Regions from separate parts of the Homo sapiens genome. Here regions 2, 3, 4, 5 and 6 are each linked to region 1. A link is a loop called in an ENCODE intact Hi-C map of the cell type or tissue named here. Cell type or tissue: heart right ventricle. All regions are shown on one strand. Each heading gives the region's core, and the rest is flanking DNA. Links, peaks and the distances in the headings are about the cores only. Region 1 has its middle 390 kb from the start of FIGN. Region 2 has its middle 320 kb from the start of FIGN. Region 3 has its middle 340 kb from the start of KCNH7. Region 4 has its middle 400 kb from the start of FIGN. Region 5 has its middle 270 kb from the start of FIGN. Region 6 has its middle 190 kb from the start of GRB14.

Region 1 (5,509 bases), core at 913-4,912:
GTGTAGAGGAGGTGGCAGTGAGGGAGTAGAAGGTCAAAGGGTAAATTCCAATTGCTGTGACATATTTTTATGAGCTGAATCATACCCAGCTTTTAGCCTTGAAAGGGGAAGAGGATCTTAGAAAAGGGAAGTCACATGCAAGGGCAGGTCAGGAAAATCCTCAAGAAGTGCTCTTCCAAATTAGCTGTTGATTGTTCTCCAACCCGCCATATCCATCCGTTTGAATTTTATTTTATTGTCCCAGGACTTGAAAAGATCTGTTTTCTATTACGCGAAACCCAGTTCAAATTTGTGTGGCAAAATATACAGTTATCTTGGAGCATTTATTTCCCTTTTATACCTTTGATACTGTTCTCCTCGTTGGAGGGGATGAGGGGGTGAAGCCTCCTTGCAAGTGGGAAAGGAGGAGGAGACTACGCGGGAGTTCTACCCAGCACGAGGCTGACAAAGCATTGCTACCGCAGGAAGGAAAATGCTAACGGGAGCGGGAGAAAAGACAGGAGGGGCCCCAGGAACCAAGCCTCGTTAGAGACCCTAACGACTCCACCTTAGCCTCCCCTCCCTGCACCCACGCTCTCTGGCAAATGTAGAGGCTATTTCTGCTTTTTACAAGAGGTGCTGCCGGGGTGGGGAAAAAAGAAGAAGAAGAAAAAGCTGATGCTAAAATCAAGGAAGAAACAGCAGAAGGGTCAGGGGCAGCAGTCAAGGCAGAAGCAGCTGCCGTGGCCGGCCCAGCCACAGTCATCTCAGTCCCAGCGGCGCGGCAGCCAACAGCGGCCGCCGCGGCGACAGCCCGAGTGGCAACAGCTGTGGGGAGGCTCGACTTCTTCCCTACGCCTGTCCGCGCCAGGAGTCAGAGTAGGGAGTCCCTATCGCTCCCATCTTCTGAGCAAGCAAATTCTTCTCATTCCTTCACTCGCGCCTTCTCAGCGTCAGCTGACCCGCTGCTCCCTCCCTTGCTTCGGGGATTGGCGCAACTGTCCGCCCCCACCGCACCGAGAGGCACGCGAATGACACCCGGGGTTGTTCTAGTAGTAGTAGGTGGGCCTGCGGCTTCAGGAGTGCGTTTCCTGAGCCAGCCAGACCTGGGCCTCTTCGGCCTCTATCACCCTGTTGGCTGAACAAAATGCCCGAAGGCGTTTTGGTGGTGCGATTGCCAGTGACTAAACAGGACCTTAATTTTCAAAGTTGATGGGGACAAACCCAGGCATAACTGGAGAGGGTGACCATTTCCAAGGCGTTGAAAGAAGACGAACAAATTAGGCAATTTCAGTATTATCAGAGACAGCATTATGACCCTTTTTGTTGTAAAAGGAACATAAATGTAGCTACAGATTGAATGAAGTTATAGGCCATAAAAGGGCAGGAGAGAAAAGGGAAAAGATAATAGGCACTGTCCATTTGAGCCTGTTACACTTACTGTTTCAAATCTATTCAGCTAGTGTTAGTGACAAATACATAATTTACCGGCAATAATAAATGAGGGAAGGAGTAAGGATAAATATTATGGAACGCAGCTGTGTGTTTAGAATAGTGACAATTGCTGTTTATTTGCTTTTCACTTATGAAAATTACACAGGGCAAGGTCATATGTGAGACATACATCTTTATATTATTTTTTCTCATATTTTTGAAAGTTAGGGTGAGTGGAAGCATTCAACTTTATTTTCCTTATTTAGATAAGCAAATATCAACAAACCTTTCTTAAAAGTGTAGATTTCTTTCTATTAAATACTTAGGCAAAACTGATTGTACTTTTTTTTGGCATTTAGAGCCATCTTGTTTACCTTCAGTAAGGTTATCTTATAATGATTGCTAAATTCTATCCAAAAGCTTATAATATTTCATATACGTTAACTTTAGCTCTCCCATTAAATTATGTATTTCTTTATGTACTTGGGCTTTTCACGAGGATTTTAGGCACATTATTCACTTGCTGGAAAATTAAATTGATTTATGTTTTTCCTCTTCTGTTTTTAAGTATAAACTCTTTAAAGGCAAAACTGGGGGTTTCTCCATAGGCCAGAAACTACTAGACTCACAATGATCCTTATGTAGATGCATTTTTGGTTGGACCAAACAAATAAGTTAAACTTCAAATTTTCAGTTTGTACACTTAGGGTAACTGGTTTCAATTAAATGGGGAAACACTTTTTTTTTTTAATGTTAAAGAACTTAGTGCCTTAAATTTGAAGAGGTAATTATTTGATGTGGTAACAAAAGAATATTAAAGAAGTAACAGTTTATTTTGAAATTTCAAAATGCATTAATTTTATATTTTGATTATTTGAAATGGAGTGGAATATTTACAAGTAAGATTGTATAGTCACATTAATAAATGTGATCAAGTTATTAATTTATATTAGAAAAACAATTATACTACATTTAGATAAATTATTTTACATAAATTTCAGCAACACTTTGAAGCATTTTATAAAAATTTGAAAAAAATTTCTTAAAGACAAGTGAATTGATTGTCAGATAGATCATTGTAATGTTTTTTCCAATGTACTATTAAGGAATTTTTATAAAATGATATATAAGATTAAATACAAATTTATATTTCATTAAGAATATTTTTTCAATAAAAGAAGAAGAAGAAAGCATTTATATATCTGTGGTGAGTTGGGTTAATATAATTTTTGTGTCTGATTTCATTTAGATATTTTATATTTTTATTCTTTGATTTTAGGATTTTGGTGGTTTTTTTGAGGTTTCACTTAATGTATACATAGGGTTTTATCCCTTATTGTCTCTTTTCATTAGAGAAAAATCAAAGATTTATTGACTCATGAGTTGATCATAATTTGTTATATTATTAAATCATTAATCTTTTCTAGATACAGCAATATTGCATGAAATTCATATTACAGTATTTTTATAAAATAACAAAATGAAAAACTGATTCATATAAAAGAAACAAACTTTTGCATCACATAGTTTAAAAATATGCATCATTTAAAATGTAGACTAAAATTGTATTTTATTTCTTTATAGTCAAACAAAAGCTCTCTGAATGAAGATTCAGGAAGAGATTTCTCGAGCTTTCTCTAAATTCAAAGTGCCCTCTACTGTCAAAAAAGTGTACTGCTCTGGAAGAGAAAGTGACAAATCTGAAATCAAAATCTAGACAGTGAGAGACAGACGGAAGAAAACTACAATAGGTAATGGCGCTGCCTCTCAGCCCTGGGGCGATGCAGTTTGGAATGTTCCATCAGTAAATAGTTACGCTCCCCTTCAAACTTAAAAGTTACATTAAAATTATTTGGAACTTTATAACTGTTGCTAAACTTTTATTTTCTTAGTCTTGCTTTTACAATGAAATTTTACTTTGGTGTTAACATATGATTTACTGTAAAGACTTGAACAATGCATATTGTGGACTACCCGACTAAACTTCAAAATTATGCATACCCAGATGTCTTTACTCTTGAGAAGTATTATTTAGAGGTTCTTTATGTATATATATACATATACAGTATTTTTATTTTTATCTTGGGTTTTATATATATATCAAAAAATAAAATATCATTACTATGACAAAGCTAAATAATCAGTTGATTCAGTGTGTGAAAAGAGATTTTTAGAAAGATCATGTACACAAATAAGGTGTTGCATATTTTGTTCATTCTTAAGAAGGTGTTTAAGCATTATGAAGACAGTCTTAAACATGCTCTGTGTATTTAGGTGCAAGCTTGTTACCTTCTTTTAATTAAATTCAGTGACCCAAAGAAAATTTTGCCGTAAGAAATTCAGGCTATTCCACAATGTTAAGTTGTATTTTGTAACATACTGAAAAGTAATGAAATTTAAGTTTTGCGATGGATATAGGTGAAAAATTTTAGAAATGTTTACTATGTTTTATCATATTAAAAACCATAATATGTTAATAAATGCAGATATGTTAATACAATATTAATATGTTACAATATATTAACAATGAGATAATTCTGATTGAATTCATAATTTTTATAATAATGCCAATAATTTGAAGTTAAATTAAAGAGGTTCTGACATAATTGAGGTGAGGGAAAGCAAATGATTTGTCAAGTCTCCAACATGTGTAACAGGCCTTGGTTAATTAGCTCCAGGAAATAGTTGGTCTGTATTTTAAGCAAAAGCAAAATAAAGATTTAAATAACTTGGGGAGGGATTTTGTATAAAAATCAAGGGCTATAGATTTTATATCAAATAAATATTGAACAAGTTTGCAGTTTAATCGACTGAAATCTATTAAATTGATCGAATTGATACCTACATATTTGTATTACATGTAGGTGTCAAATGTTATACAGTTTAGTGCAAGAAATAACTTTCCCAGAGGAAGTGAAATTTAGTGTATTTAAGTAAACACAAATAATGGAGGGAGCATGTTTGGCATCTGTATGTTTATGTATCTGCATAAATAACAATCTATTTACAACTTGAAAAAATTTTAGCAGTGGCTGTTGGGTGGGGAGAGCCTCCCTGTTTCCAGTACTTTTCTTCTCTGTTCCTCTTCAGTTCCTCTGGTTGACTATGAACTTTGCCCCACCCCAGATGTCCTTGCTGCCTTCTGTGAGGAAGAAGGGCATTTAACTAGCACTCAACATTAATGCCTTCCTGATAGATGGTTGTAATTAAGAGGGGCTTTTGTGTGCTGACAAACAAACAAATGAACATATAAATGAAAGAGAGAGGCAAAATTCAGCCCAAAGCAGTGGTTCTCTGGTGGTGGAATTTAGAGGCAATTTGGAGGAGAAACTTGTTGGGTAAAATAACATTATATGCCATTGAAGTTTAGGGTTGGCTTTACTGTCACAAACAGCACACCAGTCTTCTCAATTGTTTGAAAAATCTAGCACATCCAGTATACCTAAATATTTCCTCTGGTTGTTTTCAGTACTTTAGGGTAAATCAATAAACACAAGTATGTACATGAACCTAATTTCTTTTGAATCACCAGTTCCCTTGATCAGTGCACAATTATTTTCCACTCCTTGAAAACGAACTTTCATTTGTAATATTAATCCTAAATTTAATAAAAATGTGCCCATATTACTAAAAGTCTATTGATATGGTATATTAGATGGCCAATGAAAGGCCCTATGTTTATATTTCCTCTGTTTTTTAGAATCAACTCTTCTTTTCTGAATTCAATTTAAGATAATCTAATTTATAATTAATGTAATTGAATCTATCTAATAAGAGACCCTTGTTCTTGGGCCTAAGAACTCTTCCTCATTATGAGTCCACTTAGGAAAACGTTAAATCAAGGGACTTGATGTCCTCTAACCAATGATGTGCCGAAGTGGGTCCATAGGACTCTTTCCTCTGGGAATATGAATTTTGAGTTAAATGTTATGATGATTTAAAAAGCAACAACATTGCCTTCCAGGAGAGATTGCTCTTTATTTCCTATTACCTGGAACATGGTCGCTGCTTTTTTTGAGTGTGCTTGGCCAACTATCTCATACTTTCTGTGTGCTACACAATATCCTTTTGATAAATTTCATTTCTGCTTAAGCTA
Region 2 (5,509 bases), core at 899-4,898, 710 kb before region 1:
TCCAATGTATTACTTTTAAAACATTTTATACTGCCAGAGTAGTCCCTGGTCTTTATATCCATATCCTTAAATTTATCTTCTACTAAACTTAATTATTCAAAGTAACAGATATATTTCACTAAAGAGTCTTTGGTAAATATTAAGTCTACAGAGCTACAAAGAAAATTCTATTCTTGATACTGTATTAACATGCAGAGACCTCATAGTAGTTTATAGTTCTTAAGACAGAGAATAGTTTCAATGAAAGCCTTGTTCGAGTCATGCAGAACTTCTGCTGTGGAATCAACAATTGACCCTGTATCCAGCTTATTCACTGATCTCAATTTCACCACTTACATCTAAGCTTTAAGTATTTTGAGGATTCTGGTCACAAATTGTTTTCCAATTCTTACCAATCATTGACTTCAAAAGTGAAGTAACCTACCGATTCTTGGGGATCTAGACCAGTTTCACTCTATATTTTTACTTCCTAAGAAGAGGGATTAGTGGCCGTTCAAAATGTATGTTTATGTGTAAAGTTCTTTCTCATCCTTTACAGTTTTGACACCTTTTCAGTTTAACATATTATAAGCCTATATATTCATTAAAATATCATTGATCATTAGTTTTTTCCCAATGTCAATCCTATGATAGATTCTCTTGAAATGTAAGTAAATGTATTGCATTTTCTACAATCATTTTACTTGCAGATGAAGGGTTTCTATATTTGTCCTTAAGTTTTCTGAGCAGACATTCAGAAGCAGAACTCTAGCCTGTTAAAAGGCACAGCTGTACCCTGCAGGTAGAATGAAAAGGTCCTCGATGAGGTCTTGGATGTGTGTCCTTACATGCTTCATACTGCAACCTAATGTGCAGTTGCAGACCACCCCACCTGAGATAATAAATGAGAAATATTCAGGGCTGTTGAGCACTGTGCAAATTTTCACAGAGGATCAGCACAAACTTAGCACAGGTGTTCACATAATTGTGATTCATTGGAAAAATTCTCAGTGCTCAATAACCCTCACACTCTTTTCCCTCCTAGGTGGTGGTTGAGTGTGAGTATATTGTGGGGAAATGTGCCATGATGTTGGGCTCCACTGGTGCTTGGCTTAAGGGTGTTGGGCTGATAAAAAAGAATGGCTAAATGTGCTCAATTCTCTTGGTCCATTTGCTTAAGTTTCAGAAACGGAAGGATGATATGTATTCAACTGTTCAATAGATAGAAACCAACTCCAACATTAACAAAAAAATCTCTTTGGAGATTGGATAAGATTAAGACTTTTTCTGTGTTTAATTTTAAAATCATTAAATCTCAAAAACAGTGTAAAGATCCCACTCCTCATTTTTCTTGCATTGTAGCTGCCATCTTCTGGGGAAGTATGCCACCTAATTACCAGTTCTGTTCATGTCTTAAGATTGGTCATCATTTGGAATAGGAACCAAAGGTAATCATTCTGAACTAGTAAGACAGCTCACTCTAAAATCAGCCATTGGTATCAGCCTTAGCTTTTCTATTTGCAAAGTAAAACACAATTCTATAATCTAAATCTCTTCATAATTATACAAATTTGCATAACTTCTAATGTAACAAATTAAATGATGGATTTTAAAAAACTGATTCTGCAGTTAATGAATATTGATTAGGCTCCTATATTGTGGTGAAGCACCTTGAATTTGAGGGTAAAGCAAAAGGAAAACCAGCTGCCTATAATCTGCACATGACTGGTCTTTATGATTTTTTTGAAAGCACTGAATTAAAAGGATTTCAAATGTTTGTGCCTCTCTCTATTTGAAATTTCTTCAAACTGCATTTACAATAATCAATTCAGGTATTTATTCTGCTGATTTCCATGTCTCTGTGTTAATAAAAAGTGTCTGTCTTCATAATGTATTAAAAATTTTCCCTTAAGGGAGTGATCAAACAGATCATATTTTGATATTTTCTTTAAACTTCTGCTAATTTCTTTCAATCACTTGACATATGTCTATGATTAGTTGAACAGATTTATAGAAATTTTTCTGATTCCTCCCCAAGAAAAGAGCAAAAAAAATTACATGTCTATGAATTTCTAATATTTCTGTGCAATTCTTTCAAGTGCTTAACTAAGGATGCAGACCTAAAAATAGTTGGAAAATGTCTCTATAGTTTTGATGTTCCTTCAAACCAAGAACCTACCTGGTACCATTGCAGTGGAGGGTCTGGGTCTCTTGTTTCCACAACACCTCGGGCTTTCTGAAAAATGGATATTTTCCCTCATTTTCAAATAGAGAAACAAAGCATTAGTACTGCCTGAAATCTGAAATTCTTCATCAGCCACCTACTGCCAGCTCATGATCCTAAGTGAGACACTCCAGGCAAAAAGATGTGCTATTAGTAGCAGACACATTAGCCCTACATCCATATATTGTCCCTTACCCTCATGACCTACTGTGTACCAGGATGTCACTAAGATCTCATCTGCCAATAATGGAAACAAGCTTTTATGAGCTTAGTGTCTCCCTTTCCATGGACCCTTGTCTGGTCCTACTAAGTCCTACTAGGTCTGTCTAGGTGAGGAAAGCCCTTCCAAGTGAGAGAAAACACCAAATCTCAGATATAACAACAGTTTCATGAAATACCAAAAGAAAGAAGAAGCAATCCAAAGAGGAAAATATCCCAGAAAACGTCACTTACCAAGAGAATCAAATGTTTAAATTGTATTTCTAGAAAATTCTGCTGTTTGTTCTTGATCCTTATCCATATTTGGTTTTAGAGAATGAAGGTGGCAGAACAAGGGCAGGGGGATGACCCTTAGCAGAAGTGTATCTGTAAATGTGCTGCTCTAGCTCCTTGAGGTGTGAATGTCTACTATATGAAAAGCCATTTTCCAATCTACTGATAAGACAGACAGAAGATATTGGTCCAAAGTTAGTAAACAATGTTTAAGGTCTTAGATGAAAATATTAATTCTTATTAATAGACGTACAGTGAAAATCCTCAGTATAGAAATTATGGATACATTTGGTTGCAAAGAGTTGTATAAGCATTTCATTGTCCATAAATGTCTATTAAATTATGTTCTCCAAAATCTACATTTGTCATAATGAAATTATATGCGCTGTGCTGTGCCTAAATAACAAACGTCTGAGGCCAAATCAAACAATTAGCACATTCATAAAGTCAAGACATTTTGTTGTCAAAAATAACCATTTTTTTATTGTAAGAAATCCACTTTTACTAAATATCTAAGCTCATAAAATATTGGTGAGCCACAGACCACCACTAAGAACTGTGACACTAATTCTATTTTTTAAAAAACAAAACTCTTTAATCATTTGATTATTTATTTATTTATTTATTTATTGAGATGGAGTCTTGTGTTGTTGCCCAGGGTAGAGTGCAGTGGCGTGATCTCCACTCACTGCAACCTCTGCCTCCCAGGTTCAAGTGATTCTCCTGCCTCAGCCTCCCTAGTAGCTGGGATTACAAGCATCTGCCACCACAGCTGGCTAATTTATTGTATTTTTAATAGAGACAGGGTTTCACTATGTTGGCCAGGCTGGTCTTGAACTCCTGACCTCGTGATCTGTCCACCTCGACCTCCCAAAGTGCTGGGATTATAGGTGTGAGGCACTGCGCCTGGCCAATCATTTGATTTTATTATTGGCATCCTAAAAACATAAATTTTTATATTTGTGTTCAGTAATATAAGCAGACTTCTATTAATTCATTCAGTTTTGATTCCAAACTGCAGGCATTAGTTGGTATGTTATCTTTAGTAGTGACAGATCTACTATTCCATCCTTAAAGCTATGTTCAAGATGTTTTTCTGGCCTGAAAACAAACTACATATAGATTTTTTTTAATTCAGTGATATTTCTTCTCTCTCCCTTTCTTTCTCTCTCTTTCATTCAACACTATCACGAATACTAACTTAATGTGGTGATTCTGGTATTCTAATGCTATTTTTAAATTCAGTATTTGACACCTCATGTTCTTAAAATTTGTCTTCAAAACATTTTAGCCTTATTCGGACATTTTTCTCTGCTTCTGACTTTACGTAACTATATGTTTTCATTTACAATACTTATAGTAGAATGCAGTGAGTTTTGCATTAGCCACTAAAATAATACTTAAGTCACCTTTATAAGAAGTAAAAGAAAAAAATAGATGGATTCTTTCTTTTCTGGAAAAAAAAAAAAAAAGCACTGTAGTGCTTGCTTGGACATTGTCAAGACCAGTGAACCAGTGAAGAATGTTAGAAATATCATGTTTTTTAAATCTGTGGGGAGGATGCCTGAAGAGTTTGTACCATTATTTCTTGTCCTACTCTCCTTATGAGTGTATTAATAACAAAATAACCACTCTTGGGTCTGTGATGCTTTGAGTAAATCCTTCCTGAAGGAAGTGGAACAGATCAGATTGTCTCTTGACAGATCTTGACAGTTTGGAGTTTCTCCTCCAAACCTCTGACTCCCTAATTCACGGTCAGACTATCAGAGAATCAACTTTATTCTCATTTGAGGAGGGAATTCTTGTTAGTTGACCTATTTTTTATTCAGATGTTGTTTAAGCTGCATTAACTTTCTTGGAGTAGGGAGAGCTGAATTTCTGTGCGTATGTTGTGGGGGATGGGGAGTAATTCTCGTCCATCAGATTCAAATGTTTTCCAGATCTACTGGTGGTAATTGACACAATTCATTTTAATGAGTTAGAAGTATTTGAAGAGCTTTCAGTAAAAACATGTGGAGCCACTCTGTAAATTCCTAGGCTTTTAGAACCCTCTCAGTCTCCAGGGTTTCTGCATTTGCTGCATCCAGTAAGCTGATAAACAAAAATGATTTATTGTAAAATAGTTATAAGTAAAGAAGTGTCCTCTGAGGATACAATAATTGTTTTCATTTTCTTTTCCCCAGTGCCAGTGGTATAATAAAATGCTAATAGATGCAAATTATGCATGATCTTTAATGCATACTAAAGAGAGACCATTTAAAAACCAGGTACCTTTTGTTGGTGAGTAAGCAGCGGAATATTGTTTCCTTTTTAAAATCTTGTACCAACTGAGAAGATTCCTTTTTGGATAGTCTGCACAGACAGGCTTACCTCCAAACTACTACAATTCGACATTCCTGAGGAGGTATGGAAGCATGATCAGGGAGGATGGAAGGCAAACAAAAAACATTTTTATAGTTCAATTGATTCCATAAGGAAATCTTATAAAGAAAAACAAACATCTCCCCAACAGGAAAGCCACTGTGACTTAAAGAAGAGAAAATTGAAATACATGAAAAATCAATGAGGTAATAATTAAATTGTGGGCACATAATACAGCAGCCAGGGCACTTCACACATTTGGTCATGGAGGAAGGAAACTGAAGTCATCAGTAGTTAAAAGGGAGCAAGGAACAGGCGTCATCTTGAAGCTAATTTTGTGATGAGACACTAAAAAACACATACCTGCTACAGTATAGCAGGATATTTATAGGAGGTTAAAGATACAAAGTCCAGGAGCCTATACATTCCTGATTACCCAGCATTCTTAAATCA
Region 3 (5,509 bases), core at 718-4,717, 160 kb after region 1:
TATATTGTGTTCTTGGTAGGTGGATATTGACTTATGTGGATATATTTTAACATGAATGATATTGTTAGATAACTTTCCATTTTCTACTTTTATCCACCATGTTTTTAGTACCCATTTTAGGTTTTAGGTATACAGCTCATTGACTGTTTTTAACTGCTGCATAATGGTCATGTTGTATACCTATCACACTTTGTCTATCTGTTAGAGTTCTGAGCTTCAACTTCTGAGTAAACAAAAACAGACAAATATCCTAAAGGTTGTTTTTTCCTTTTTACTTAGACTTTTTTTCTTTTTGGTGTCTATGCTGTGAGAAGGGGGATATAATGACTTAATGATGGAAAGAAAAGGAGAAATAATACCATCAGTATGAGTCATTTAGGATAAACAGGATTAAGTCTTGGGTGTTTGTGATCCAATATTGTATAGCAATAGAGTCTGCAGGTTTATATCTGTTTAGACTTCCTGGGTGCTAATCTTGGCATATCTACTTACCATTCACTGACTACTTACCAACTAGTAACCTTAGATTAAGTTACTTAAACCTTTGAGTATCAGTTTCTTGTCAGTAATATGAATTAAAAAAATACACATCTTAACGTCATAATGCCACAACTTAATACTATAACTAAATGCTTTAACTGGTCATATGACCCTACTCAACACTAGGAGACCAAAAAATGAAATCTCATTAAGTGCCTAGAAGTTGCAGAGCCTGAAATATTCAGCGAACATCCTTAATGACTACCATATGCCTCACATGGTTGTTGTAAGGATTAAGGGGTTTATTTCTTATCCTGTGGTTAGTACAGTACCTACAACACAGTAGACACTGAAAAAATATTAGCAGTTATTTTATAGTTCTTAATAAGACATAAAAGACCTTTCATGCTTTCCAACACTCTCCACTTAAACATTGTGTTCTATTACTTTCCAGGCCTCCCTTTTCCCCACATGTGACAAGACAAATATGCCAACACTTTCATCATGTTTCAGATGAACAGTACCCTGCAGTAATACCTTGATCTTCATTTTATTTCTTTTGGCTCTTCTAGCCATTGACTCCTTGCCTGTCCTGCCATTATAACTACATCTTGACCATTGGATCTACGTGCCCTACTGATCTTGATGACAATTCACTCACAGATGTCTTTATTATGACTTTCTTTATATGCTTTATCACACAAATAAAATTATTGTCCAAGCTAGCACATTTTTAAGAGTGAAAGGAGAGCAATAAGTAAAAACCAGGGCTGTGTCAGGGAAACTGGGAGGGATAGTCACACTACTTTCTCCATTTCAGCAGTAAATTAATGGGTGTTTTAATAGCATCCTATGTCCTTCTTATTCTATAGGGAGTTAGTTTATCAGAGTAATCTTTGCCCTGAGGATTTTCTCATTTTTTCAGATACCTTGAGAATCATTTTTCTTGAGCTCCCTCTCCTTACTTCCTCCTTCCTCCAAAGTTAGTAAATTTCTTTATGTTCCCAAAGCCACAGGGGTATACTTCAAGTTGTATGGAAATTATTTATTTACACCTCTAGCTCCATTGTAAAGTTATGAGGTCCTTGAATTCAGGTATCTCATTTCATTCGTCTTTGTATCCCCAAGAACTTGCAGAATCCTGACACATGCTAGGCAATCAATGTTTGTTGCATGGATGAATGCGGTCCCAGAAATGTAATACCTTAATTAAGAGAACCAAATCATTAGTGGGTTGGGAAGTGGGTATTTCAAGCATTGTGGCAGGACAGCTGGAGACAGATTTTGAGGAAGAAGGTATTTGTATATTGACCTAAGATTTCATGTTAATCAATTTTCTTGTTTACATTTGAATCCTGGTTCAAATTCACTTGTAGCATTTGGAATCACTAGTTTATAAGAATTACAGTGTTCTAAAACTATCTTTATAGGATAATTTCAGATGTTTTTGAGCTGCAAATGTTTTAATACTATTAATCATATAAATCTTTAGAGGACTGAAACCCTATAAATAGCTGGCATTTTTTAATTGAACAAAATCTCCTAACTCTGCCACCAATTGAATTGAGTGGCCTTCCAAAAAGTCTTCCCCAAAAAGAGTGGCGGCAAAACTTTTAAAAGGTCAAAATTTGCGGAACACTTGTAATTCTCATTGGCATCCACTTTCTCTATTTTATGCTCCCTTTTTTTCTCCTACCCAAGGCTCTTCATTATTTCAAGAGCCTCCTCATTCGTTTCCCTAAGTCTAGTCTCTGATACCTCCAATCCATGCATCCATCTATAGTCATGTGGCTAGTGACTGCAAAACAGTAATTAGATCACATGACTTCCCTCTTCAAAATTAGCAATGTTATTAATTTATTATTATTGAAATTATTATCAAAAATAAAATAGCAGTGTATCCATTTAAGTTCTTCATTAATTAGTTCTAATTTACCTTCCTAGAGTAGACTCTTACTGCTACCCACCATAGTCTTTGCTCTAGAGTCACACAACTTCCTGAATGTAACATGTTCTGTCACAATTGTGTATCTTTTGTATTCTTCCTTCCCTCCCTCCCTATCCTACCGAAAAAAAAAAATCTCCAACATCCCTAATTTTTCAATCCCCAATTTAAATGGCACTCTCTCCTCTCATTCTATTTCCATAGTTTTACAATTTTATCTTAATTTAGCTTTTACATTTCCAATGGATTTTAAGGTTCTTAAAAATAACTTTCATGTCTTTTTTAATATTTACCTCTTCCAGCGTTGACTTAAACTCCTGCAAATTTTAGTCAATGACTTCTAAATTGTAATCGAATTAAATTTAATTGAAATAATTATTCTGTAATAATGTATTAGACCTCCAACTTTGGGGAAAAAAGATAGTTTTTAAAAGTACTGATTTTTAGGAGTGAACTAGACTTTCACAAGGTGCTTATCTTTCTCAAATGATTATACCTAAGCTCATATTTGAAGGCTGAGGACATTATTTCTTGTTTCTTGATTTCATATCCTTCACATCAACAATTATGAAAGGTAAAAATGGCATATGCTTTATAAAAACAGAAAAAGGTATTTTGCAAGATCTACACAATGAACATGAACACAAAATTGTTAATATTGGCTGAGGCTAAAATCTCTAATAATTTACTGTAAGGTGATGCATGATGACTCTAATAGTGACATCTGGTGGTTCACAGGGAACATTACATTAATACATCAATTTTAACCTCTAAACATGTTTCTATTTTAGTAAGACGGTTGTCTTTGTTCTTGTAAATTGGTCCTAATAATTTAGATATTTGTTTCATCCCTTATAGAGAAAAATTAATATTATGTTACAGATTTTGTTCTAAAATATGCACAAGTCTTAAATTGATATTTTCAGTTTGGAAAAGTAAGCTAAACTGCAGATCTGAGTTCTTTTTACACCTGAAAAATGCAGGAGGTGGCAGAATGCATTTTTTGCACCTGTAATCTATATCACTTTAACCTTGAACTCAACTCGCCCTAAACAACAGTGGCCCCTGAGAATATACGTGCTATAATCCATCCTTTCTACATGGATGTGAATCATTATGATACAAGAAAGCTCAGAAGATTGGAGTTCTCAACATTCTCTATTACTACTGAATCGTATGACCCTGAGTCAGTCATTTAATTCCTTGGGTCTCAATTTTCTCATCTGAAATATTTAGATTAGATATTCTCCATCTTGAAAATTCTTAATGATAAGGACTTAATAGACAGTGATGGTTAATTACAATGACATAGCTCTCCTCTGATATTTGGCTTTTGGTGCATAGAAGACAGGTACTTTTTAAATGATAATAGGGATTCTTTAAATTCATATTCAGTATTCAGATAACATCCATTACCAGAGCATCCAATGGGATAGCTCAAGATTCCCAGGACCACTGGCAAGGAGCCAGAGCTATTACAGTCACAATTGTGAAGAAATTAGAAACAGCTTAGGCTCGGCTCCTCACACTCAAGAATGGACTGAATATACCTGCTGCTGTATCCCCATTCAGTGATTTCCGAAGCCCGTTAAAAACTAGATTCATTAGAATCATCTGGACATTTGTTAAATATATGTCTCTCATGCTCCCCTACGCCTATGGAAGGGAGATGACTGGAATCCACAATTTTAATAAGCTCCCCTGGTGATAATGATGGTTATCCTGGTTTGGGTATTACTTACTAACACAACTTAGAAACCACATAGATTCAAATAGAAAGGGATGCTGATACCATAAAGCTGATGAAAGATTAAGTCTTTAAAGCCAGGACTTGAAAACCCAAGTGTCTACAGAGACCACACAAGTAACTTAAATTTAAAAATTAGCCAAGTAGGCATTAGGCAGAACTCTGGAGAGCATGCCCCATGCAAAGTAGGTAGCCTTTAATTAGCTGTAGTGGTTGTTGCCAGAAGGGGAAGCTTCCTAGGGTTGCCCTGTGCTTTGTAAAGGGAAGATGAAAATAGGATTCTTATGTGGACTCTCTAATCTGAAGGAATTGGAACCAATTCAATGCAAACTAAATGAAACACATTTGTGGGCTTCACATTTTTGTTCTCTATTTTAGATCCAATTCCTATTTGTCCCCTTTAAATCACACTTCACTTTTTCAGTTCCACTGCATTTTTCAGTCTAATACATCTAATCAGCTAGATGAACATACAGACTACACTATAGAGAATGGCTATTCCATCTTTTCTATTGTCATATCCTTTCAAATTATCTTAAAGTTTGTTTAAACTTTGTCTCGTCCTTAAAGCATTTTGGAGCTTTATTCTCCAAACATTTTCAAACATACTCTTTCTAGGCACTACTCCCAAACATCTTTTCTCTTTCCATTTATTTAACAAATATTATTATAGGTATTATTCATTTTCACAAAGTAATATCTAGTAGAGGCTTTAGCTTAAATAGGTGGAGATAAACAATAATTCCAATAATAACTTTCATTAATAAATAAGTGTATCATATATAATTAGTCTCCACATATATTTAAATGTGGAAAACTCATTATTTACTCATTATTTGAGCCTTTGACTTTCTTGACATTACTTGATTAAAGGCAAAAAAAATTCCTGTATCTCTCTTCACTCTAAAGTAAAAGTCAGAATTTTAAAAAGATAAAAACAAAAGGACTTTTTCTCAATAAGAAATCAGAAAAGAGCCTTGACTATGAGGTGATCTCCTGAGCCTCAATCCTAAGGCAGCATAATAAGAAGACCTCTAGGGGAGATGGCAATGAAGAAATTTAAATAGAAATCCAAATATTTTCATAAAATAAACACAACAACTTATGCTAAAAAGGAGTTTTATTAACTGGTCAAAGGTAGCTAGCCAACAGATTAGATATGGCTTTTGGTTTTTGCTGGGTTTTGTTCATGATGAGTAGTAGAATGATGCTTCTAGGTGATGGAGAGAGATCTCAATGTCCACTGCAGAAAAAAATAGGAAAAATAAAAGCACATGGCTCTAACAGAAGATACAAAATAGTAGTATGAAGATTGAGGCATACTAAAGCACTATTAA
Region 4 (5,509 bases), core at 1,055-5,054, 790 kb before region 1:
TGAAAAATGAAGACAATAATGAAATCCTCTCCAACTGGCATCAGTTGTGTTACCTTAGCATGTGGAAGCTATTACCCTTTTGTGTCTATTGCTGATGACTCACATGTTATAGGCTATTATTTCTATTTAGGTCATCTCTCTTTTCTTCATTGTTTTTAAGATTTGCTCATTATCATTGATGTTCTGAAGATTAACTGCAATGTTTCTAAATGTGGATTCATTTTATTTATTCTACTTAGTACTCAGGATATATTCCCAATGTGAAGTCTTATATATATTTTTTCGATTCTAAAAAATTATAACTTCAAAACATAATACTCTTACTATTCCTTTCAGTCTCGTTTAGAACTTTAGGTATAAATTGGAGTTTTGAGTTTTTCAGTCTACGTATTTCAACTTCTCTGTCTCTCTTTCTCTCTCAGACCATGTTCGTATAAATACCCTATAACAGTATTTAATTCATGAATTTCACTAATGTTTTTCACTTATATCTATTAACAGTACATACAAGCTATTGATTTTCCCCCCAGAGACTGTAATTCTGACTTTCAAGACTCTGAGCTGGTTCTTTTTATCCACCAGCAACTATATCATGTTTGCCTCTTTTTGTTTCTTAATTACTTGCTCTTTCTTAAGTGAAACTTATTTCCTTCATCTCTCAGAGAAATGTAGTGATATTTATGTTAAAGTATTTGTCAGACAATTTAACAAATATATTATCTTCTCTAGCAGCATTTTTCCAACACTGATGTACATATGAGTTGCCTGGTGGTTATATTAAAATGTGGACTTTGACTAGGTCTGGGCTGAGGCCTGAGATTCTGCATTTCTAACAAACTCACAGGTGATGTTGATGTTTCTAGTCCAAGGATGATACATTATGTAGTAAGGTTTCAGAGTTTCTGATCAAATACTTTAGCATTTTAAAAATCTCTTTTAAACTTAGATGTTTTTATATGTTTGAGATGTTTGTTTTCTGACTTACTTTGTGTTGAAACTATTTTGTTAACTTTGTTTTCTTCCTTAAGCTTCTTATGCACCCATCCTCATTTACCTTTCTAATTGTTTTTATGGTTGACCCTGCACAATTCCTTGGATTTCTGATCTGGAACCAAGTATTTCAATGATCCTTTCATGTACCTGGTCGGTGGAGATATTAAGGACATGGTAGACATGTCCAAGGAGAAGTTACACAGTTTTGTTCATTCCTGATCTTGGGACTCCATTTGTGCCCTCCTATCTCCTCGGGAAGTGTGTAGCAACTGTTCCTTTTCTATTTTTTTTTCTTTTTAGCCTCATTTTATGAATGGGGCAGTGGGCTCCTGCCTAAGCTCCTGGCTTGAAGCAGTGAATCCACTTCCCATGTCCTGTTATTGCCCCAGATGAAACACTTTTAACCCACCTTGTTCCCCTGTACCTGAACTCCTAAGTTCAACAGGCCTCAGTTCTACTCACCAGTTTGCACTTCTGTTCCACTGTCTCCAAGAAGTGTTTGTCGTCTTTTTTTTTTTTTTTTTCCTTTTTGAGGTAGAGTTTCGCTCTTATTGCCCAGGCTGGAGTGCAGTGGCACGATCTCAGCTCACCGCAGCCTCAGCCTCCCGAGTAGCTGGGATTATAGGCATGCACCACCACGCCCAGCTAATTTTTGTGTTTTTAGTAGAGACGGGGTTTTACCGTGTTAGCCAGGATGGTCTTGATCTCCTGACCTTGTGATCTACCCGCCTCAGCCTCCCAAAGTGCTGGGATTACAGGCGTGAGCCACTGCGCCCAGCCGTGTTTGTCTTCTTTTAAAGCAGAGATATATATTTTGGTCTTCTCCTTTCAAATTTTACCTGGTATTATGTATTGGGAGCAGAAAGGGTGGATCAAAGTGTGAACATATAGAGATCTCTCAACCAGCTATTTTTCCTACCTTTTCTTTAGCTAAATAACAGAGCCTCTATCTTTGGAATAAAATTTAAACACAGATCTTACAAAAATACAAAGTTAATTATTATTGGTAATTGGGAGTTGGTTCCGTCCTTTCATATGTTATTTTAACTAATCAATTCTAAAGTTTTGCTTTAGAAAGAGTGTTTTTCAAAGTGAAGTTCCAGTACCATATCTTGTGTGTGAAAATGCCTCAGAAGTCTTTTTTAGAAAGTGTTATGAGGAAATGTCACATTTAAAATGAAACTTCTCCAATAAATTAAACAGAAATAAGGCATTCAGGTATATTTGACTAGTAACACTTCGATTTATATCTACTCAATCCAGAGCTGAGCATTAATTCATATATTTAGTGACTGCCTGCTTGTGTCTGCAGTGAATCTGGATAATTTCATCCTGCAAATCCCTCTGTGATATTAAATTCATAATGCTGAAAGAGACCCTTATCTGGTACTGCTCCTTTCTCACAGAGCTGTCTAATAAACTATTTCAGAAATATCATTTAGCTGGAGCTTTCTTTCAAAAATCAAAATAAACTTCTCCAAGTTCTTTTTGTAATATATTCCTGGAACCTTTAAGGCTAGTGACAGTGGTATGGATTGGAATAGTCTCACAGTGAGGCAAGAGATTCCAGTTCAGCTCAGATTCTGCCCCTAACAAGAGATATTATTTTTAAGGCAACTTATTCCAGCTCTGTGTGCCTCAGTTTCATCTGCAGAAAAACATAGAGATATTTACTTGCTCTAATAAATTATTGTGAGGTTGAAATGAGGTAAAGGGCATATATAACTTTTGAGAAAAGTTAAGAGATACAGTAATAAGAAGAACAATGAATTCAAATTGGCTATCAAATTGCCTCACTTTCAAGATCGTGGCTAACCTATCCCTGTTCAGAAAAGACATAGGCTGAGAAAATCAGTAAAGGACTGAATTACTGTGGTGGTCAATTATAATTGTGTAGCCATATGGCACATATAAAATACACTTCTTTTGGTATAAAGTGGCTTTCCAGGAAGCCTTCCTTACCCTGCTCCCTCTTATTGCTGGGCTTTAAATTTTTTTTTTTTTTTTTTGACAACATCCTTCTTACTTTTTGGTTAGTGGGTCACAAGCTTAGAATGAATTCGGAAGTTAAAACATATTTCAGCAATTAGCACCCTAAAAACTCAAGCTGCTTTTTGGCAATATTCTAAAAAGATGATTTCAGCACCTTTCATCCCCAGCTTGTTTGATAATTCACATTCCCATGTCCTTGGACTTGGCAGGCTCCGCAGTGCTAGAGACGCATTCTTAGTTTGCTGAGGAAAATGTGAGCAACTTGAAGATGCTAAATAGGGACATTAGCCACATCTGAACTAGATATACTGAGTTAGTGGGGTTTTGTTCCTGGCTTGTTCTCTCTATTTTTAAATGTGATTGTACTCAGTGCTATTCTGAACATTTTAGTTAACTCCCTGGCGTCCACCTACCTATCTTATTATTAGCTACCCTCTCTAGAAATATTTTTAAAGAAGTTTAAAAAGAGATGAAACAAAATGTCTTCCAAATAGCTTCTACCTCTGGCTTCAGAGGAATGAGCAGACTCTTAGCTGCTTTTATACTTCATTTCTCAGAGGCAGGGACAAGTGACAGCCAAAAAGAGACTAGGAAATTTGGTCCAGCATAGAAAACCCTCTATATTTTAAGTCACTTTAAGTATTCAGACACAAGGTGAGAATTATTCATTCAGAAAAAAATTAATGTTTAGTCCCTGTCTAGGTAAAAGAAGAATGGCATTATGCACATTAACTAATAAGCATAATTATAATTAGGTTTTGTTGAAGGGTAAACACCATTTCTTCTCCACTTCCTCAATCCACAAATGTTTCCATACTAGTCAAATATATGTCATGTTTTTTCTCTACACTGGGTCATTATGAAAAGTTACAAAAGTGGTCAAAAGCCTAGAGTAGGCCTAAGGGAAACTTGCATGACCATGGGAAATAATTTCATCTATTTGGACTACTCAAGTCCTTTTTCTTCCTTTCTTCTCTTTGACTGCCCACACTGATAACTGATGTTGCAAAGATTTCTAACTCTAAAATTGCATGATCCAAAGATGCTAAAGAAAATTAAAGTGGGAATCTTTGGGCTATAAGTCCATTTTTTGTAACTATTCAATACAGACTGTTAGGAAGAATAAAATGTACAATTGGGGGGGAAGGTGATGAAAACTTCAAAATCAGGAGGTAAAAGTTCTGGTTCTAACTCTGGTTGCTCTTTTTATTACTGAAAAATGAGTCTCTCAATTAGGAATATGTAACACTTCTAGCTTTAAAACTGTTTAATTGCTATATACACTACTAGATCTCATGCCTAGGTTGTCTGAATCATAGTCTTAGAAAGTGGAGCTCAGTTGCATAATCTTAAAATGTTCCATAAAGGATTCTGATGCATGCCCCTCATTGACAAACACAAGATCAGCCGATCAAGCTTCCTTCCCACCTTGACATTCTTAGAGTTTAGGGCTCTGTCTCTATCAGGACTCTAGCAAGTTGTGGCAAGGAAGTACAGAATAACATCACGTTTTACATGATGTTGAGGATATTTGAGGGCAATTTAGGTGATGTAAAGAACACTGGGAGGTGTTTATAAAATGTTTCCAAGCAGATAAAGCTTTTGACAAAGAGCTGCTAATTTTATAATTGGAAGACAATCCCAACTATAGGAAGATGAAAACACATAACTAAGAATGACTTTTTTCTATTCTCTATCTGTCTCAGATTCATTTAATCAAAGAATCTTTTTAGGAGTGCTCAGGGGCATTCTTATTTCTCAAATTTCTTCTTAGTTTCTCTCCTCTATTAGTCCAGGGACCAGCTATAGTATTATTAATTTGTATCACACTCCTCCTCCTTTAGTATAATTCAGCCTCTCTAGCTTTCTGTTTCCCCGGAATACCAAGTTCATTACAGCTTCGGGATCTGGAATGCTCTCCCAAAGACTAGCTCCTTCTTACCATTCCATTGTCTGCCTGCCTTTCTCCTTCTCAAAGAAGCCTTTCCTCACTTTCCAGTCCAAAACTCTTCCATTTCCGTTACTCTCTGTCACATTAGGTCTCTGTCATATCTGGCCTTCATAGCACTTAGCAACATTTGAAATAATCTAGTTTATTTATTGCTTACTCATTTATTGTCTTATAGAACATGCTTATAATTTCCCTAATGCAATAATCTTTTCTATGTTGCTTATCACCTGTCTGGCACAGAGTAGGTACATAGTAAATATTTGTTAGACTAAGAATTGAAACTTTGCTGTTCTCCACAATGTTTTCTCAAACAATAAGCATCCTCAAGAGTATGAATAGCCACTATAAAGAGTAATTTTAGCATTTTCGTGTTTTACCTTCTTGGAGCTTATGTGCTTAATAAACATCATTAAGAATACAAACTTAAGGCTTTACAGAAATAGGCAAAATATAATATATATCATGGGATATAATAATACCGTATTACATGTACAATACAATAAAATGAAAGCATAAAATATAAATATTTACAATAAGTGTAGTTGTACTTCTATTAGTCGTTTATTACTCTTT
Region 5 (5,509 bases), core at 562-4,561, 120 kb before region 1:
CCTTTTAGGGTGTGACAAGTATTGTCATCACTTTCAAGTTCTCAAGCTGGAATGCTTGAAGTAGAATTTCACCTCTATATCTCACCTTTTACTCCAGGAGAGCCCTCAAGTCCATTTAATCCACAGTTACTTGAGCTTTACAATGCTTCATAAATGGATCTTTTATTATTTATATTAATAGGAAAACAATGTCGCTAATAATAGTAATAATAATAATGATAACAATAATAGCTAACATTTATTGAGAGTCTACTATATGCCAAGCATTGTGGCAAGACTTTGAAGCCTCATGTATTATAAAAAAGAAAATTGAGATTTAGGGAGGTTAAATACCTTGCTTAAGATCATAGTAAGTATTGGGGCTCAGGATTTCAGCTCAGATTTGTCAGCTCCCAAAGCCGTTTTTATTCACTGGTCTATGTTGTTTGAAATGACCATGCCCCCAGGATGAAAGCATTGATGTGTTTTTCATAAATATTTCTCAAATTGCATATCCACAGATGTTGTGAAATTACACCAACTAGTGATTTCATAGAATTAGAAATAAATTGTAAATAAACTGTTACTCTAGTAAACATTTGCCAAGTGCTGCCCAGAAATAAGGATAGCCCCAGTGCTGAAGAAAGAGAGCAGAGGGGAATAGTGTGAGATTATGGAGAAAGGGAAATAAGTGAAAATGTGATCCCTGATGTCCACTTATTTAATTAGTGGAAACATTCTCTGGCTGGGAAGAAATAAAAAGGGGTGTCCTTGGAAAAAGTAAAAGTTGAAACAGGTAATGGTGTGAGGCCATAGAAAGTCAATAGAGAGGACCAGTGGTAAGGTTTGAAAAGACAGATTACCTCTTGAAATACTTTCCATTAGCATTAAACCCTTGAACATGTACATTGCAATGTCAAACCAGTTTGTATGGAAATTCTAGCACTCTTTGTGCATTGTCTCAGATAGAGCACTGAACTTCAAATACGAATACTGAGTTCTCTTCACAGTTCTATCATTAAACAGCTGTTTGACCTTGGACAAATCTCCCAAACTTACTGGCTCTCAATTTTGTCATCTTTAAAATCCCCATGAGTTGGACTGGATGAACTCTAAAGATCTCTCCTGCTTTAGCATTCAGGTATTCTGTATGCTCAAAATGAGGTGATGACTTATGGCTTAGGTTGGTGCCCCAGTACCTATACTACAAATTTACTAACATTACAGATGGATGTCATGGGTTGCTCTGGTCACTCAGATTGTGGAGGAAATTTTAAATCTTGATAAGAGAGTCCCCAAATGGTGGATAAGCACATGACATCAGAGGTCATGTACCTTTTGTAAAGTACCAGAATGTGTTATCGTTTTGCCTTGCCACTGAAGTCCCTTTCTAATTCTTGAGTCAAGCCTCCTGCTCCCCCTTGGTGCATCTATTTCATTGCAGCTGCTGCATATAACCTCAGTTAGCATGTGCACAGGAGGGTCTGTGCAACTGTACATGTGAAATCACAGTTACAACTGAACAAGAGAATAATTTGGTCAGTAGTTTAGTATCTCAAAATCTAAAGAATGACCACCTTCAGCTAGACCAGTAGACCCAAATTGCCCTTTTTATTGCTTCACTAAGATACACCACTTTGCCCAGTTCATTTATTGACTTTTTCATCTCAAGCACAAATTCTTACCTAGGTAGAAGCTAAAGGTCCACAACACACTAATTGTAAAAGCAAAAGTGCCAATTCAACAGAATTCCAAAACCACAAGAAATGTATGTGAACTTGACAACTCCTGCGGTACATTAAGTCTGAAAACGATTTTTTTTTTTTAAAAAAAAAGAGGATTTGGATGCTCTTTTGAAAAACCCCATCTCTCTAGTGCAAGAATGTGTTTATCTACAGGAAATGAAAAGGAACTTAGCATCAGTTGTAGAAAACAGTGAGAAACACTGAGATTGCTTTTCAGAGTCCAAGAAAAAGCTGGCAGCTAGGATTTGGTTTAAATCACACCCCTAAAATATAACCCCAGCTTCTAGATACATACGTTATTTGTATTAAAAAGCCCAACTTTTTTTCCCTCCTCACTACTCTACTTTTCAAAAAGCAGCAAGAGTTAAAACACATGAGCAATTTTTAGAGGAAACCTCATGACTAGCAATCAGTGCTAATAAGATTCTTTTCCTCTTGCAAGATTCAGAGAAAGCCCTCGATCCGTGCCAAGCACATTCAAAGGCAAGGGACTAAGAGCTCCCCTCACAGGTTCATTATCATTCTCAGGTTATTCCAAGCCAAGTGAATCAGGAAAGCAAATGAATTAGTGAGAATTAAGGAGCCTCTGTGGTCTGAACCCACTCCAAATCTCAGCTAAGATGAAAGGTAGATGCTGATGTCTCATGTCCCAGGGTTCTCAGGATTGGAGCCCCAGTGCCTAGCTGTTCCTCTAGAGCCTTGCAGAAATGTGCAGGCAGTTAATGTTGCCTAACATCTCCTGACCGTGGGTTCAGCCATGTGGGAAAAGTTTTATGAGGCTGCAAAACCAAACCCCCTTTCACTCACAATTAATTACAGAAGACTTGCTGTATCACCTAGCTGTCAATGAGTCCAGCATGGGCACTTTTCTTTCTATTTTGACCACTTACTAATAATCAAAGATACCAGGGTAATGCTTTATTATATGAAGATATCAAGTGGGATTTCTGAAGAACAAATCTATAAAATATTTGAAGGGCTAAGTGTTAAGCTTCTTTGGAAGTGATGCCTTGAGCTGAGGAGCAGGATTTGAATGTGAACTAAAGTCCTTGGAATTATAGAAGTTTTTGTTGTTTTTATTGTTGTTTTAAATGCTCCTGGCAAATTGGGGTGGGCAGAGTGGGGAGGGTGTATGCTTTTGTACTTGTGACGGAGATACAGTAATCCTTGGAGCATCTGTGGGATTTAAACAAAACATGTAGTAAAGGTTTGGGAGTAGCAGTTTGTTTTCATTAAATACTTGTTACTGCTAATTATGTTTGATCACTATAAAGAATACAGTTTAATTAAAGAAACACAGTGGTTAGGAAAATATTTGATTTCCAAAGAGAACAATTTATCTTTGTATTACTAAGTAGGAAAAAAAGTAATTGCAACTGTTTATTTTTCAGTATATTGTTGGTTTTTATGCAGAAGTTTCATTCCATTTTTGGGGAAAATCTTATCCCTCTTCTTAAAATTACAACAAAGTATTAATTTCATATCACACTGTTTGAATGCATGCTTCTATTTATTTAACGTAAGTGATTATTTAAAAATTGAAACATTTGGCAAATGACATTGAACAACATATTCTAATATACATTTGAATCAATATATCTTCTTTCTCTTTGGAGAAGCTTTCAGTGTTAACTCTTTCACTGAACGTTGAAATGTGCTATGCCATTATATGTTTTCCCTCATCAACATACGGTTTTCATTTTAATTTTGCCAGGTAATATTTTGGTAGTGCCCTGATGGAAATTAATAGAAAATGAAGGCAGGTAACTATCTTTGTAAGCAAAACCTAGTATTCATATTGCTTGTATATCATAATTGTTCTTTTAAGCAGTCATACTAGAGAGCTTTGATTTTTTAAAATGTATCTTCCCTATGTCAGTTTAGTTTAAGTGAACGCCCATGAGCTCTGTAAGTTCAATGGAAAAAAGTATATTAACTTAGTATAGCTAATATAATATTTTTTTAAAAAGGGAAATTCAAATATTGTGTTTATAATATGTAAATGTCAGGGATGACTCAGTCCTAAAACAAGAGAGAGTCACTTCTTTGTAATCTTAACACCATAAAGAGTACTAAAAATATAAGTGCATTATAAGTTTTGCATTATACTTTACAAAGAAGTGATTTTTATCTTTCTATTTTAAACATATGCCTGTGGATTTTGGAGGATATTTGTTTGTAAAAATATCTGGACTTTTTTCACTTTTTCTTCTAACCCTTATACACCCTAAAATTTATATCAATGTATTTGAATTATTATATTTTTAAAAAATTTCTTCTTTTATCTCATAGAGAATAGTGAACCTAAAAAGTGTATTTAAAATATTGTTTAAATATAGTTGAGGCTCTTTTATAATTTAAATGTTCAATTTCTCTTTGACCTATATTAAAATTAGATTCGAGCCAAAACAACGTAAGTTTCCAATTATGTCCAAGTAGAAAAGAGAAATGCTCTTTTTTTCCTGAATTGCCTTCTATTTTGTTATTATTTTCTATGATCATCACTTAAATATCTACCAGAGTTTTTCCTTCTTCTTCTTTTCTTTTTTTTTTTTTTTTGGTAAAACAAATAATTTGATACTTTTGGGTAGAGGAGGAAAATAAGCTTCCAGCTTTTTGGTAGATTATATCAACATCTATGAAAACCTTTATGTTCAAAAATGCTAAATCTGTAAGCAATTTGCTACCAAATTCAGCTTTTACCAGATTTCTGAATAAAGCATAGGAAAGCAATTAGAGCAGTTTAGTATACAGCCGACAGCCTAGCGAGCAGCTTTCTGCATGCTTCCATCAAAGCAGAAACATAGCCTTGTTAATAGAAGTAGTATTTAAAATGCTGTGAATCGGCAGCTGCCCGCAGCGGTCGCAACAACAAGCAGTTCTACGTTAGCATCGCAGCCCGCCCTGCCCTTGCGCTGCCCACAAATGACCAGGCAAATCCCAGAGGTACTCTTGAATTTCTGCATTCTCATTTCTTCAGCAGTAAAATATCTGTCACTCACATCCCACACTGGCCAAAGTGACACCTGCCAGTCTCAAGAACAAGGACAAATTATTGTCCCTCTGCCAACCACATTTCAGAAATGAGCACAGAGCAATGTAGGGACATGCATCCAATGGTGTATTTTTAAACTTTGTAATTTGTTTTTTGAATATTTCTTTAAAGGAGGCTAATTTGCAACATATTGTTGTTTTACATTACCGAACATGTGCTTTTGTGGTTCACTGTACATCATAATGACACATTTAAAAATAATTACAAACAGCTGGCAAAATATATATTGAGTAAGCTTATGCATCTCTGTACAGGGCAATTTGGTGTTATTGTCATAAAAGGACCATGGCTTTGGTGAAGTTGTAAATGTCACTATTGGAGGGCTTCCAGGATCCTTACAGGGGCCAAAATTCAAAATATTTCCTTAGACTCACCTCCTGATCTGAACGTTTTTGTGGTGTGTGTGTGTGTGTGTCTGTGCATGTGTCACAGAGATGGAGAGAGGGAAGGACGGAGGGAGGGGGAGAGAGAGAGCACGTGTGAGAGGAGAGAGGGAGAGAGGAAGAGAGAGACAGAATGAATGAGACCTGTCATCATGTCATATGAGGTTATGCAACATTCTGTCCATTGGTGATGAAATGCAACATGACAGAATGTAATGTAATGTAACATATCAAAAAATGTAAATAATATACTTTGTGGGATTAGATATCTGCTGTCAATTCCTATGGTCAGGATCTGAACCGAACTTACTGAGGCGGACAGAAGCTCAGTGAACGCCAAACTGACC
Region 6 (5,509 bases), core at 795-4,794, 1.1 Mb before region 1:
AAATTGAACTGCTTTAAATCATTTTCCTGGTTTCAATTTTATGAAAGAGCTTATGAACAAAAGCTGACATTAAGCAATCACAATAGGCTCTTCTATATGTTTTAGACAGTGGTAAAGACTTTAGTGTCAGAGAGTGTTGCATCACCAATAGTTACATCAATTTGATTCGTGTCCAGATTTCAAAAATGTTACCTTGTCAAACCATAACCTTTTCCAAGTCTTTCATTTGTCATTGTTTTGTAGATTATATCATTTATTTTACATTACCTGTATCAGAAAGCATGGATCATGGATTATAAGATTTTTTTATTATATGTTGGTTGTTTTTGTTTTTAAAATAAAATTAATACTGTAGGCATTTGTGTTCAAAAGGGACTAATCAAATATTTTGGAAGGAAGTTTGATTTCATGTAACAAACATTACTGTAACTTCACCTAAGGAGACCTTTGGTTCCTTTTTGCTTAAAAATATATTTCAGAACCATTAGGAGAACATTTTAAATAAATTGAGTAAATATACTGAACTTTTCAAGGTATCTAATACACTAAAATCCTGTGGAGAGAAGCTGGCTGCTTGACTTTAAGGTAAGTCCTAGGAATTTGCCCAGTGGCATGGTGACAAACCCCTACTCTTATGAAAATTGCTATGAGATCTTTAATGTCCACACAGAAGAGGAAGGATTTGAGGTTTTGTGGTCTCATTTGAAAGACCCCTACGTAGTAAACTGCATGGAACTCAATTTATCTACCTCAGAAAGAAGAGAAGTCTTTGTAGCTCCTGTACCTATAAATCTAAGAAATTCTGTGAATATATGCCTTCATATTCATGCAGCACCAATTCCCTTCTTAAAAATAATAAAAATAACAAGGTCTATGATCATCACGTTCATATAGATAAAAATCTATTAACTTTTCATCGTTATCACAGTTCTCCTATCAAAGTGTAGGCATTCGTGGGGCAAGCTCACCTCCCCTGGTAGCCGTGCAGAGGTAGATGAAGATCTTTTACATACTTCTTTGTTGGTTTGCCTTTTATAGTGTATGTGCTTGATTTAGGAACTGCTGATGGTAAAAAGGTAATTTAAGAAGACTATAAATATTTGCACAGATATGCGAACCCAGCTTGTAAGACATCCGGCTAACAGGTTTTCCCATATTCTGAGCAAAGTGAGTGATAGGAAAAAAAAGTAACTTCTAGAAAATGTTGACCACGTTTAATTCAGAGCTTGATCTGATTCTATGTGAGGTAACACATACTTTAATGCCCAATCTGGAGACTTACCTATGAGGTATTGTGCACGTGTTAGCTTTATTTTCTTTCCAAACATTCTATTTGTCACTAGAAAGATACATAAGAAATAATCTAACAGAGTTTGCTGAAACATCTCAGAATGTAAATGTATAAACTGTTTCTCCATAAGAAATGTGGGTGTAAAAGAGGAAAACACTATCATGTATATTTTGATAAAATTATAGCAATTTTGTGGGTTGGGAATTTCTCTGGAATTCGGTGCCTCTAGCAATTTTGTCTTCAGTCTTTCCTTATTGTGTGCTTAAGCACAAACTATGTTGGTTTGGCAGTTTTGATGTACTTAAAGCCTGAGATTTTTGTTTTTTAGGTCAGGTTAACTAAGTAGTTTGTTTCTATAAATGCCATTTATGATTGCATTACTATAAATCCATAATTTTGAATTCCTCTACTACATCTTTAGTACACCAACCTGGAAAGATGTATCTGTGATTTAAAATTGAATACACACGTCTTTCCTGTATTTGTTATTTACAACCATGAAATTCTATTTCAAAATATAAACAAAACCAGTGTTTTACAGATACTCTTTCATTTTTTCAGCAGGCCCATTGTACGCAGGTTTATTATGTGATTTATTTGTGAGATGAAGGGAGTTAAAACTGAGAGCAAACAAAAGTGATCATTTAATCATTTGATGGGGTCTTTTTTGCTCACCTTTACAACTGGTATTGATTAAAACAAATAAGATTAATTAAAAATTTGAATTCAGAGATAAAGTTTTTTTTTTTTTCTTTTTCACTGTTACTGGAAACAATGTAAATTCAATCTTTCATTGTACATTATGGCTTTGGGTGTGAAGTAACCTTTTTCTTTAAGGTGTTGTCATTAGTTAAGTTTTTCTCAGTTATCCCAGCAATTTATACAATTAACACATCTCCTGAAATATCCATAAAATTTGACAATGTATTACTGAAGCAATACTCTAATAAAGTTAATGCACTATTATAACTTAAAGAAAATCTTAGATCATTTTAAATTTCTTCAGTATGCTTGATCACAGAATAATATTAAAACATTTTTAAGTTTAAGAGCACATTTAGGTCACTTTTGATGACAGATATACTTTTTAAAGGTTCTTAATATTGGCCTATAAAGCAAGTGTCAATGAGCTTGAGCTGCATACAAATGACTTTTCTGCCTTCCACAGGGTTCTTCAAAGCTGTGGGCACTAGAGGGTGCTCTTGGAACTAATACTAACAATGAGTGGCCTAAACTTGTTCTTTCAAATCAATACTATCAAGATCCAAAAATGTTTCGAATGAAATACTATATCATTATTAGTTTTTAACACTGGGCTCTGTGATTGTCATCAGCCCAACTTCCAAAACAAATCACAAAAACAGCAATTAAAGCCAAGAACTCCGTAGCGTGACAATTATTTGTTGTTAAAATCAAGATTCTTCTCCTACTCTTTTAAGTATTCTCCCACTTTTTATTCAGGATGTATACATTTTTATAAATGACAAGGAAAACGGGCTTGTCAGGCAATTAACATTTTATTTGGAATTTAAATGCGCAGAGTCAGAAAAGGTTGTTTCTTAAAGGAAATGTATCAAGAGTCTGCAGTCCAACTTTTCTCATGGTATTTGTGAGGTATTGTGGGCATCCAGGGATGCTTGCACATGAGGATACAGCATCCTTATAAATGTTGTTTTATATGAAATTGTAGAATCATCACCCCCGTCCACCCCCTGCAGTTATTTATAAAGGCGTCATTGGTAGTTGCCTTTCTTAGACCTTCCCTGCAGGCATGATCAGACTCAAGCAGGCAGCTATTTCTCTTTAATTTTCCACAGCAAGCCAGTAATGCTTATGATTATTGTGAAGTCAGGAGAAGTTTAGTTTCATTAAGTGACATGTAGTGATACAATTAGTTACTTAAGCACTTCTCATAAAATGTTCCACCATGGAACCTAGGTTGTCGGATGCAGCTAAATATTAGCATCTCATATTAAACACAAGAGTAAAGCTGCCCTGTGGAAAGCACAGCTGACAGCTCTCAACATGAGCTGAATGATCATTCTCAATTGTAATCGATTCTGTAAGTACTGAACACAAACCCCCAGGCAATTGAAGAAAATAGGATGATGAAGGACTGCAAACTAATATGTTACACATCTTCATTGATTAGACATTGATTAACCATTATTTTCCTGAATGACAAACAGCTAGTGGTAAAGTAACTGAGGCTTGTGATTTATTTACATCTTAGACAGGGATGACTTCTTTATTCAGCTGATTGTGAGCTAATGCTAAACCAGGAGATAGCGATAGCTAGAGAATCCAGGCTGCTGTTTTCTTTTTCTTTCTTTTTTTAAAAAGAAATCTTCTTGGGCAGCCTTTCTAGATTTCTGGAATGTTTCTATTAGAAACAAATTTAAGTAGATTTTAAAATGATCAGCCAAATTCCAAAATACAGAACATGTACCTGTGGTATAACTACATTTAAAGGGAAGATCATTTTATAGACTTGGTATTTACAAGCATATTGATCAGTGTTTATTGAACTTTTAATTTAATTCTCTCTTCTTTTCAGTGCCTTATTGGCAATTACTCACATTTTTGGAATGAGCCAAATGAGAGTTTCTATGTGTCAGTTACTTATTTTTCTTCTGTGAAGCATATTACTTTAGAACTATGAATCTATTTAAATGTGATACATGTAAGGAAGCAAATATTTTACACTTTAATTTTTGGTTCACATAAAACTTGAATATTATGGACAATCTTAGATTTATGTAGCAAAGTCTTGCAGCAGTGTCATAATACTTAAAGCTATTTCAAAAGATTGCAAACAGTATGCCCAATGGAAAAAGTTTACTCGTGAATTTTCAGGCGATCTTTTTTTCTATTATAATGAAGGAAAGAGAAAGATACTCAATGAAATGAACTGGATTAGCACTAAGTAGAAACTAAATAATAATGAGACTAGCTTTTTTTCTCTTTCTGAAGTACTCCGCATTTTTAAGGTTTGTGGAAAACATTATTTATAAGCAGAAATAATTAAGATGTTCTGGCATTCTTCATTATAATGGTCATGATAAAGACTTTTGATGTTCAAGAAAGCGTAATTTGCTTCTCCATTGGAATTTGATTGTAAATTAGCACTAATTAATGTTCACTTAAGTGTTACAGATGTGTGCTATATGTAGTTAGTTACCAAAGGGGTAACTGTAGAAAATTTATTCTGTAAAAGTATATTAATTTAGAGTAATGATTAGAATGTCATTTAAAAAATAAGAGAAATTCATTACCATTTCCAGTGTTACAAGCCAATTTTAGCATTTATACAACTTAGGAAAAAAATTAGTAAACCATATCATTTAAATTAATATAGAGATGCATTAAACACCACCCTATTAGTTCTTCAATTATTAGACATGTAATTGTAAAATTTCATTGTATTTTGCCCTTTAATGTAATTCTAACTCTAGGTTAATAAATCAGATCTGTTATTTATGGACATTGCCAACTTTATCATAATAAATATGAGTATGCTTTTCCCCAAGCAATTTTTGTTAGTCTCTTCTAAGAAACTGGACATTTGTGTACATGTATATTAACTGAAATCTTCCAGCTAAAGATTTGTCATACGGTTTTAGGATTTAAACAATGGGGTAGAGAGAAAAATGTGTGAAGTTTAATTCTACATTTTTAATTTTGAAAATTGGAAAGCTAGTTTAGTTGTTAAAGAAACCCAGCTTTACTTTAAGGGAAACAGACTTGTTAAGTTTTAAAAGAGGAAGAATACCTAGTTGGGACAACATGTGGTGCTCTGACTTTTACAAAGGGAGCTAAGTATAAGCTTGACTCACTGAGTTGCCCTTAGTTTAAAGTAGATCAGTGGATCCATGCTAATTATAAATCACCTCCTTAGTATTATTTTGAAGGGCTGATCTAAGTTCCCCCTTAGCTTTTTACAGTACTCAGAACTTAGGAGAGGAAAGGTGTTGATTGGCTAGTGGAGCGTGAAGAAAGAGCGAAATAAAAAACCATCCAACAGCCATATCCCAGAGGGAGCTTGGAACCCCAGAAAGAAGTCTAATAGTGTGCTGTTTCCTTGTCCATCTGTGTTCAGGTGAGAGCACCACTTCAGGGGTCTGTGTGCAAATGTAAAAATCAGAAACCTAGAATTTTATAGAAGCAACGATGATGTGACATTTGCACAGCAACTCACCTTTGGGGAAATAAAAGGCA

The links. A loop is a pair of places that touch in the nucleus more often than their neighbours do. Peaks named below come from ENCODE experiments on the same cell type or tissue, not always from the same donor. Only the 100,000 strongest peaks of a DNase experiment are listed, where the experiment ranks them.
Region 2: it touches region 1 in a loop (6-fold over the local background); 61 of 110 quality-filtered maps call a loop at or near these places.
Region 3: a loop joins it to region 1, with 2.3 times the contacts of the local background. A loop is called at or near these places in 12 of 110 quality-filtered maps.
Region 4: a loop joins it to region 1, with 2.3 times the contacts of the local background. A loop is called at or near these places in 7 of 110 quality-filtered maps.
Region 5: a loop joins it to region 1, with 4 times the contacts of the local background. A loop is called at or near these places in 17 of 110 quality-filtered maps.
Region 6: it touches region 1 in a loop (6-fold over the local background); 50 of 110 quality-filtered maps call a loop at or near these places.

Annotation. Positions count from the first base shown.
Region 1 is chr2:163,343,742-163,349,250 of GRCh38, reverse strand. No RefSeq gene overlaps it. Among named protein-coding and RNA genes, the nearest start is that of FIGN, 390 kb to the left of the region's middle. RefSeq lists enhancers at 11-180, 673-1,272. In heart right ventricle, for the core only: CTCF peaks have their summits at 2,872 and 3,077 (motif pointing left); a DNase peak (open chromatin) is centred at 920; H3K4me3 peaks cover 433 bases; H3K27ac peaks cover 1,365 bases.
Region 2 is chr2:164,054,978-164,060,486 of GRCh38, reverse strand. No RefSeq gene overlaps it. Among named protein-coding and RNA genes, the nearest start is that of FIGN, 320 kb to the right of the region's middle. In heart right ventricle, for the core only: no CTCF peak of the experiment used is centred there; no DNase peak of the experiment used is centred there.
Region 3 is chr2:163,180,589-163,186,097 of GRCh38, reverse strand. No RefSeq gene overlaps it. Among named protein-coding and RNA genes, the nearest start is that of KCNH7, 340 kb to the right of the region's middle. In heart right ventricle, for the core only: a CTCF peak has its summit at 3,155 (motif pointing left); no DNase peak of the experiment used is centred there; H3K27me3 peaks cover 978 bases.
Region 4 is chr2:164,132,258-164,137,766 of GRCh38, reverse strand. No RefSeq gene overlaps it. Among named protein-coding and RNA genes, the nearest start is that of FIGN, 400 kb to the right of the region's middle. In heart right ventricle, for the core only: no CTCF peak of the experiment used is centred there; no DNase peak of the experiment used is centred there.
Region 5 is chr2:163,466,563-163,472,071 of GRCh38, reverse strand. No RefSeq gene overlaps it. Among named protein-coding and RNA genes, the nearest start is that of FIGN, 270 kb to the left of the region's middle. In heart right ventricle, for the core only: a CTCF peak has its summit at 2,242; no DNase peak of the experiment used is centred there.
Region 6 is chr2:164,427,346-164,432,854 of GRCh38, reverse strand. No RefSeq gene overlaps it. Among named protein-coding and RNA genes, the nearest start is that of GRB14, 190 kb to the left of the region's middle. In heart right ventricle, for the core only: a CTCF peak has its summit at 2,479 (motif pointing right); no DNase peak of the experiment used is centred there.